Regions from separate parts of the Homo sapiens genome. Here region 2 is linked to region 1. A link is a loop called in an ENCODE intact Hi-C map of the cell type or tissue named here. Cell type or tissue: Caco-2. All regions are shown on one strand.

What was found. Hi-C counts contacts between places; a loop is a spot of excess contacts. Peaks named below come from ENCODE experiments on the same cell type or tissue, not always from the same donor. Only the 100,000 strongest peaks of a DNase experiment are listed, where the experiment ranks them.
Region 2: it touches region 1 in a loop (2.0-fold over the local background); 4 of 110 quality-filtered maps call a loop at or near these places.

The regions. Positions count from the first base shown.
Region 1 is chr3:152,305,547-152,310,546 of GRCh38, reverse strand. The region is part of intron 2 of MBNL1 (muscleblind like splicing regulator 1); the gene reads right to left. Among named protein-coding and RNA genes, the nearest start is that of MBNL1-AS1, 38 kb to the right of the region's middle. In Caco-2, no CTCF peak of the experiment used is centred here; a DNase peak (open chromatin) is centred at 2,382.
Region 2 is chr3:152,422,064-152,427,063 of GRCh38, reverse strand. The region is part of intron 3 of MBNL1 (muscleblind like splicing regulator 1); the gene reads right to left. Among named protein-coding and RNA genes, the nearest start is that of MBNL1-AS1, 150 kb to the right of the region's middle. In Caco-2, no CTCF peak of the experiment used is centred here; no DNase peak of the experiment used is centred here.

The sequences.
Region 1 (5,000 bases):
CAACAGTCTAATATGTAGTTTCTCTAATAATCAATATACTATATTTTTGTCTATACGAGGTCACTGTATAGTGCTTCATAATCTTGCTATTTAAACAAGTTAAACTTAGCATAAAGACTAAAAGCATAGGCTCTGAAGACAGACTTTCTACACTGAATCTCAGTTCAGCATCTCCTGACTGTGTAACCTCGTAAGGGTTAATTGTTCTTAGCTTCTTTAGTTTATATAATCAATAGATGAGGATCAAATCAGGGGAATAAAATTAGCTGTTTCTACATGTGCTACCTAAAAATCAATCTGACTCAGTTTTATCTCACTGAATTATAGAAACTGATGATGAGCTTAGTATAAATCTCTTACCATACAAAAATTAGTGGTGTACTCATTCTGACTAATACAAGCACGTATAGTCTTTTACAGCACACATAACCACAGCTAAAATTCATCTGCTCCTCCTACACTGACTATGCAGCGGTTTCCAAAATATTTCATAACAAACTTCTCAGATACACAGGAAGGCATTTAATGCTTACTTGTGTGTTACCTGAGCAAATTTGTGTTCTACTGGAACATTTTAAAATTAAAGACTAGAAGGGTTTTAAAGTATTTTATTATCCTATGATTATTTTAATCTTCGTTGTGCTTTTCAGAAGCTCGAAAGCTTATAATCACCACTAGTCTATCAACACCCAAAAAGGCAAAGACTAGTTATAAATGCTTCCTAGGATTGGGAGATGTTACTACTTATTTCCAGTCTATGAACGATTAGATGAGCAAAGATATCTGAAAGCAAATTATCGTCTGAATGCAGTAATATGGAAAAGAAGGAATTACAGATGTAATTTATCCATCACAAGCAGATCCTAAACACTGATTATGTCTGTATTTTTGCAGAAAATTGAAAATGATAGAAAAGCTTCCTAGCTTTTCTGACTTTAATTTTCCATGTTTTACTTTGTGTAATTTACTGTCAGCTATTAACAGCAGATGCTTCTTGCCTTATTTGAGAACAGCCTGGACTTAAGTATAAGTGATTCTGAGATCCAGAAGCCTACGCACTAGGTCTGATTTTTATGCAGAGAGATAAATTCTAACTTAAGATACTGTACTCATATGAGGTCTGGAGAAAACAGGGTCTTGGATCTCAACCTCATATTAACATAAACTAAAATATAAATATAGCTTAATAAATCTAGACAGCTTCAGAACAATTTTGCTGGGCCTAAAATTGTGATCTAGGGTTAAAATACAGGTCGTTACCAACTGACCCATGATGATTCAGGGACAGCTGCCACAGTCTGGTGGCCTGTGGCTATGTGAAGTCTTTTACTGGGGATTCCCTCTAGTTCTTTTATTCCCACTTGTGATGTCATAATTAATAGTGTGAGAGAGAGGGAAGGGGAAAAAGGAAAGATAAACCACCAGAGCCATTTCTTTCTCTCTTCCTCAAGTATCTCTTTCACTGACCCTGCAATTGCTGTCGAGAAACTTCCCCCTCCTAACCATTGCCGCCACCACCTAATATACTAGTCTCCCTGTTAGTAACCGGCTCCTTGAGGACTGTATTGTTAACATCTGCCTCCCTAAAGTTTGACATAGGAAGTACATAAGTTATATTACTTAAATTGTTGAATCCTTATCACCTCCTAATGGTTTTCTTCCTCACATCTGAGTTTTTACAACCGGTCTCTTGACCATATCCTATGATAAAATGCCAAAAAAAAAAACAAAACAAAACAAAAATTGAGTTTGATACTTTTATGATCTACCTGTTTCCCCATGGCTACTAGTATTTAGAAAACAACAGCAACAACCACACAGCTGAAAATTTCAGAGAGGGGGAAGAATGGGGAGAAGCTGTTCATTAAGCTCTGCAGTAGACAGGGCCCAGGATCAATGAGCACTACATTCAAAAAACAGGCAGGCTGAGTCCTTAGAAACATGGGGGTCACTTGGAAGACATATTGACGACACCTTCCCACCCTAAAGGTTACACAGGTGGGAAGCTTTGGACTCCAGCTCCTCACTGCATACCCTGTCTTTAGATCCTGCTGATTCTAAGCAAATGCCCTATTAAAGACTAGCTTCAGGAAACAGAAGCAGCCCAAAGTTAAAGCTGGGGAAAACTACACTGGCTCACAGCATGAGTTCCAGGACTTTGGGAAAGGCCACCTCCCCTGCACTAGGCAAGCTGAATTTCTGGAACCCTAAACTGAAATTTAAAATACATCTTTGCCACAGAAATAGTTTGACAAAAGCAGCTGGGGTCTGTGACTCTAGGAGTTCTCAAGATTTATGATAAGATAACACTTCTATGGAGCCTCTTGGGTTTAATTAATAACCAGGGTTTCCAAGGTACTGTTTGTACTGAACTATAACTCAAGCATCCTCTGGGCTACTTTGGCTTCTCAGGGTTGACCCGATGACTTAATCACCTTGCTTCTGTGGAAAAACATTTTCTAAACAATTAAACCTTTTGAATATGGCTTTTTATGCACTGGGGAGGCAGCTATATAGTTTATACAGTGACTAGTTATCTAAGATGATTCATTTAAAATTTTTCCTATATGGCCATATATTTTACAACAGATACAACATCTTTGAAAGTTGGTGGCAGCATTCTTTCTGCTATTTTGGGTTCACTCCTTGACTCATTTGTTGACTTAAAATACAGTGATTACTTCTGAGTACTTACTGTTTTAGGCCCTGTACTATAAATTTGTCTTGGATATTCATTTTTATTCTTAAGTACTGCTGTTAGTTATATTTTCTTTGTCGAATCCTTAGAATATGCATATGGAAATTAAGAAGCAATGTTTTCCAGCAAACATAACAAAACAATTAAGAGTACAGGCTGTGAAATCAGATTACGAGGCTCCAAGTCCACATTTTACTGGCTGACTGACCTTGCATGTATTACCTAACTTCTCTGTATTTCAGTGTGTCCATCTGTGAAATGGAAGTAACACCAGTAACTATCTCGATGAGATTTTATAGGGACAAAATACTATGAAAAAAATGAAAAGCACTGAAAACACTGATTGACATACATTAAGTTTCAATAAATATTAACTCACCTTGTTATTTTACTCCATACGGAAAAAATAAGAAAGTGTATTTGTGGAAGCAGCAGAAATACAAATCAAAGTGCAGATTCTTTTGTCATATAAAATCACTTGGGACCTGTTTTTAATGACATGGCATTTCTGCTATATTCCAGTTATAAAAATGTGACTGTTTATATAAATATGAATAGTAGGCTGGGCGCGGTGACTCACGCCTGTAATCCCAGCACTTTGGAAGGCCAAGGCGGGCTGATCACCTGAGGTCAAGAGTTCAAGCCAGCCTGGCCAACACGGTGAAACCCTGTCTCTACTAAAAATGCAAAAATTAGCTGGGCATGGTGATACACGCCTGTAGGACCAGCTACTCGGGAGGTTGAGGCAGGAGAATTGCTTGAACGTGGGAGGCGAAGGTTACAATGAGCCGAGATCACACCACTGCACTCAAGCCTGGACAACAGAGTAAGACTCTGTCTCAAATAAATAAATAAATAAGTACAGTTATAAGAAGATAAAAAATGAAGCTGTTTTAGTTTTCTCTATAAGGAAAAATAAATCCATTTGTGATATGCCAGGTTTTATTTACTAAATAAGCAAGACAGAAGTGATGACAAGTTTGTCAAGATGAGAAGACTTCAGTTTCTCTTCAAAAGTGGTATCTCTTCAACCACCTCCCTTACCCAGATGCTTTCCAGAGAGATTTACTTAATTCTGAAAGTTTTATGAGAGGAAAAATAAACACTCTTTTATTCCAGAAATGGCCCTCCTGAACATCCATTTCCATTCTCCCCTTCTGTCTTACCTACCAGACTCCTGATTTCAATCAAGGCAACAGTTTTTTAAAATAATAATAAATAAAAACAAAACAAAACAAACAAACATACAAAAAAATACTTCCTAGCAATCCCTGCTACCAAAATCAGTCAATAAGAGACTGAAAAATTACTGGCTGAAGCTCAGAGAACCTTTGCTTAAAAGGAGCCTGGCTGGGCTGAGTTATGGTGTCTTGCCTTTTCTGCGTCCTGCTAGACTAAGGATATGATGGCTGGCACTGCAGTGGCCACATTGCAATTTTGAAATAATCCTAAAGTTGGAAGCCATGTGCTCCTTAGGAACTAAGAGAGAAGGAACCTGAGTTCCAATGACTATAGAGTCGCCAAATAGACCTAGACGACTGAAATATAAACCCCTAATTTGTTTATACCAAATGCTGGGGAGGGTAGGGGAGGTGTCTCTGTTATGCAAAGCTGAATCTAATTCTTCACAGACAAAATGTCTAAATCACTTCTGTGTGACTATGGAAAGACATATTTAAGATCGGAACCAATAGTTCTAAAGATGGACAATTAGAAAGCTGGAAAGAACTCAGAGATAACAAAAGAAGAAATGTAATGGTCAGAGATGGCCAAGGCCCTCAGGAATCCAGAGGACAAACAGCCTGTCAACCAAATTAGAAGATATCAGGGGTTATACTGTTTAGTAATTATCAGTAATTTTCAAAACACAAGCTCATAGCATAGAAAGTTTTATCGCTAGCAAAAAAATCAAACTTTATCTCAAAGTGAAAATATTTCAAACATGTGCCAAAAATGTAGGGATGATGCTGTAGGTAGATGTGCATTTGATGATATTTGTATAAGAAACAGTATTAAATAAAAACTCTGTAGTTGCTGTTAGTATAAGTGAGCAATTAGCATAAGTCCTCACTAGAATCAAGCTTGTTTACAGTAAAATTCACAAAGAAATTACTATCCTAATAATCTATTATACTTCAAACAACTCAGAATTTCTATCAAGCCTTTCCAGTTGCTTTTACTTAAGTTGCTACATGCTAATAACTATCATCAGTGCTAAATCAAAGGCCATCTATCTATCTATCTAGTTACCCACTTCTACTGGCAGTCATGATTTTTGGCCTAGCTGTTAACATGGAAAATT
Region 2 (5,000 bases), 120 kb before region 1:
AACACTCTGGGATAAAGTGCCTTATCTCAACCATTACCTGGATAAAGTGGAAAGTAAAGAACCAAAAAACTATTTAAGAATTCTAGGTGTTCCTGGAAGAATGAATGACAAATGATGACTTCAAAGCATTCTGCATCTGAATGGCAACAAATGCTTGGAACATGATGTGACAGCAAAGTCTATCTAGGTTACAGAAGCAGCAAAGAAGCTCTCAAGACATTAGCTAAAACCAGAAACTGAATTTCTCTATTCCTAGGCTATTTCAAAGTTCATGTAATGCACAGGATTTCTACACAAATTATGGACCCTGAGATAGCTAATTTGTTTACCCAAAGAATAGCTGCCATCACAAATTATAGATAGCCAAGGTTAACTTTGGGATCACAGGTAAAGGCACATGAGACCATTACTAGAGAAACTCCAGATATCATGCAAAGCTCTTTATAACCACTGCTTATGTAGAGCTCTTTGAGGGCAATGAAGAGAGCCTGGCAACAACAGAATTTCTGAAGGACACTTGGCTGGGATGCACTAAAGAAATCTACCAGAGGTCTCCAGGTTGCAAGCCATGATATACAGCCTATTTTTGGTTAAATTATGTACCAATTTTTCATCAGACAAAATTTGCACCAGACAGTATGTGACAAAGTAAAAATAATAATTTGGAAAAAGAATCCAGAAGTTTTATTTTTTTGATTATTTTTGATTTTTATTATACTTTAAATTCTGGGATACATGTGCAGAACGTGCAGGTTTGTTACATGGGCATACATGTGACATGGACATGGTGGTTTGCTGCACTCATCAACCCATCATCTACATTAGGTATTTCTCCTAATGCTATCCCCCACCTTGCCCCACAACCCCCAGGAGGCCCCAGTGTGTGATGTTCCCCCCCCGTGCCCACATGTTCTCATTGCTCAACTCCCACTTATGAGTGAGAACATGAGATGTTTGGTTTTCTGTTCCTGTTGTTAGTTTGCTGAGAATGATGGTTTCCAGCTTCATCCATGTCCCTGCAAAGGACAGGAACTCATTCTTTCCTATGGCTGTATAGTATTCCATGGTGTATATGTGCCACATTTTCTTTATCCAGTCTATCATTGATGGACATTTGGGTTGGTTCCAAGTCATTGCTATTGTGAATTGTGCTGCAATAAACATACGTGTGCATGTGTCTTTATAGTAGAATGATTTACAAAACTGAGTATATACCCAGTAATGGGACTGCTGGGTCAAATGTTATTTCTAGTTCTAGATCCTTCAGGAATTGCCACACTGTCTTCCACATGGTTGAACTAATTTACACTCCCAACAGTGTAAAAGCATTCCTATTTCTCCACATCCTCATCAGCATCTGTTGTTCCCCGACTTTCTAATGATTGCCATTCTAACTGGTGTGAGATGCTATCTCATTGTGGTTTTGATTTGCATTTCTTTCTTTTTTTTTTTTTCTGAGACAGATCCTCTCTCTGTTACCCAGGCTGGAGTGCAGTGGCGTGATCTCGGGTCACTGCAACCTCCGCCTCCCAGGTTCAAGCGATTCTCTTGCCTCAGCCTCCTGAATAGCTGGGACTACACGTGTGTGCCACCATGCCCGGCTAATTTTTTGTATCTTTAGTAGAGACAGGGCTTCACTGTGTTAACCAGGATGGTCTTGATCTCGGCTGCCCTGGCCTCCCAAAGTGCTGGGATTACAGGCGTGAGCCACCACACCCGGACCCTGATTTGCATTTCTCTAATGACCACCGATGATGAGCTTTTTTTCATACATTTGTTGGCCACATAAATGTCTTCTTTTGAGAAGTGTCTGTTCATATCCTTTGCCCACTTGTTGATGTTTTTTTTTTTCTTGTAAATTTGTTTAAGTTATTTGTAGATTCTGGATATTAGCCCTTGGTCAGATGGATGATTGCAAAAATCTTCTCCCGTTCTGTAGGTTGCCTGTTCACTCTGATGATAGTTTCTTTTGCTGTGCAGAAGCTCTTTAGTTCAATTAGATCCCATTTGTCAATTTTGGCTTTTGTTGCCATTGCTTTTGGTGTTTTAGTCATGAAGTCTTTGCCCATGCCTATGTCCTGAATGGTAGTGCCTTGGTCTTCTTTTTATGGTTTTGGGTCTTACATTTAAGTCTTTAATCCATCTTAATTTTCGTATAAGGTGCAAGAAAGGGGTCCAGTTTCAGTTTTCTGCATATGGCTAGCCAGTTTTCCCAACACCATGTATTATATACAGAATCCTTTCCCCATTGCTTTTGTCAGGTTTGTCAAAGATCAAATGGTGGTAGATGTGTGGTGTGATTTCTGAGGCCTCTGTTCTGTTCCAATGGTCTATATATCTGTTTTGGTACCAGTACTATGCTGTTTTGGTTACTGTAGCCTTGTAGTATGAAGTCAGGTAGTGTGATGCCTCCAGCTTTGTTCTTTTCGCTTAGGATTGTCTTGGCTATACAGGCTGTTTTTTGGTTCCATATGAAATTTAAAGTAGTTTTTTTTTTTTTCTAATTCTGTGAAGAAAGTCAATGGTAGCTTGATGGGAATACCATTGAATCTATAAATTACTTTGGACAGTATGGCCATTTTCACGATATTGATTCTTTCTATCCATGTGCATGGAATGTTTTTCCATTTGCTTGTGTCCTCTCTTATTTCCTTGAGCAGTGGTTTGTTGTTCTCCCTGAAGAGGTCCTTCATATCTCTCGTAAATTATATCCATAGGTAATTTATTCTCTTTGTAGCAATTGTGAATGGGAGTTCACTCATGATTTGGCTCTCTGTTTGTCTATTATTGGTGTACAGGAATGCTTGTGATTTTTGCACATTGATTTTGTATCCTGAGACTGCTGAAGTAGCTTATCAGCTTAAGGAGTTTTGGGGCTGAGATGATGGGGTTTTGTAAATATACAATCATGTCATCTGCAAACAGAAACAATTTGACTTCCTCTCTTCCTACCTGAATATCATTTATTTCTCTTGCCTGATTGCCCTGGCCAGAACTTCCAATACTATGTTGAATAGGAGTGGTGAGGGAGGGAATCCTTGTCTTGTGCCAGTTTTCAAAGGGAATACTTCCAGCTCTTGCCCATTCAGTATGATATTGGCTATGGGTTTGTCATAAATAGCTCTTATTATTTTGAGATACATTCCATCAATACCTAGTTTATTATTTTTAGCATGAAGGGATGTTGAATTTTATTAAAAGCCTTTTCTGCATCTATTGAGATAATCATGTGGTTTTTGTCATTGGTTCTGTTTATGTGATGGATTATGTTTATTGATTTCCATATGCTGAACCAGCCTTGCATCCCAGGGATGAAACCGACTTGATCATGGTGGATAAGCTTTTTAATGTACTCTGGATTTGGTTTGCCAGTATTTTATTAAGGATTTTCGCACCGATGTTCACCAGGGATATTGGCCTGAAATTTTCTTTTTTTCTTGTGTCTCTACCAGATTTTGGTATCAGGACGATGCTGGCCTCACAAAATGAGTGATGGAGGAGTCCCTCTTTTTCTATTGTTTGGAATAGTTTCAGAAAGAATGGTACCAGCTCCTCTTTGTACCTCTGGTAGAATTCGCCTGTGAATCCGTCTGGTCCTGGGCTTTTTCTGGTTGATAGGCTATTATAATTACTGCCTCAATTTCAGCACTTGTTATTGTTCTATTCAGGGATTCGACTTCTTCCTGGTTGAGTCTTGGGAGGCTGTACGTGTCCAGGAATTTATCTATTTCTTTTAGGTTTTCTACTTTATTTGCATAGAGGTGTTTATAGTATTCTCTGCTGGTAGTTTGTATTTCTGTGGGATCAGTGGTGATATCCCCTTTGTCATTTATATTGTGTCTATTTGATTCTTCTCTTATTAGTCTGGCTAGTGATCCATCTATTTTGTGAATCTTTTCAAAAAACCAGCTGCTGGATTCATTGATTTTTTGAAGGGTTTTTTGTATCTCTATCCTTCAGCCCTGCTCTGATCCTACTTATTTATCTTCTGCTAGCTTTTGAATTTGTTTGCCCTTGCTTCTCTCGTTATTTTAATCGTGATGTTCAGGTGTCAATTTTATATCTTTCCTGCTTTCTCCTGTGGACATTTAGTGCTACAAATTTCCCTGTAAACACTGCTTTAGCTGTGTCCCAGAGATTCTGGTACATTGTGTCTTTGTTCTCACTGGTTTCAAAGAACTGATTTATTTCTGCCTCAATTTCATTATTTACCTAGTAGTCATTCAGGAGCAGGTTGTTCAGTTTCCATGTGGTTGTGTGGTTTTGAGTGAGTTTCTTAATCCTGAGTTCTAACTTGATTGCACTGTGGTCTGAGAGACTGTTTATGATATCTGTTCTTTTGCACCTTTTGAGGAGTGTTTTACTTCCAATTATGTAGTTGATGTTAGAATAAGTGCTATGTGGTGCTAAGAAGAATGTATATTCTGTTGATTTGGGGTGGAGAGTCCTGTAGATGTCTATTAAGTCTGCTTGGTCCAGAGCTGAGTTCAATTCCTGAATATCCTTGTTAATTTTCTGCCTCGTTGATCTGTCTAATATTGACAGTGGGGTGTTAAAGTCTCCCATTATTATTGTGTGGGAGTCTAAGTCTCTTTGTAGGTCTGTAAGAACTTGCTTTATGAATTGGGTGCTTCTGTATTAGGTGCATATCTATTTAGGATAGTTAGCTCTTCTTGTTGCATTGATCCCTTTACCATTATGTAATGCCCTTCTTTGTCTTTTTTGATCATGGTTGGTTTAAAGTCTGTTTTATCAGAGACTAGGATTGCAACTCCTGCTTTTTTTTTTTTTTTTTGCTTTCCATTTGCTTGGTAAATATTCCTCCATCCCTTTATTTTCCCTTTATTTTGAGACTATGTGTGTCTTTGCACGTAGGATGGGTATCCTGAATACAGCACACTGATGGGTCTTGACTCTTTATCCAATTTGCCAGTCTGCGTCTTTTAATTGAGAGATTTAGCCTGTTTACATTTAAGGTTAATATTGTTATGTGTGAATTT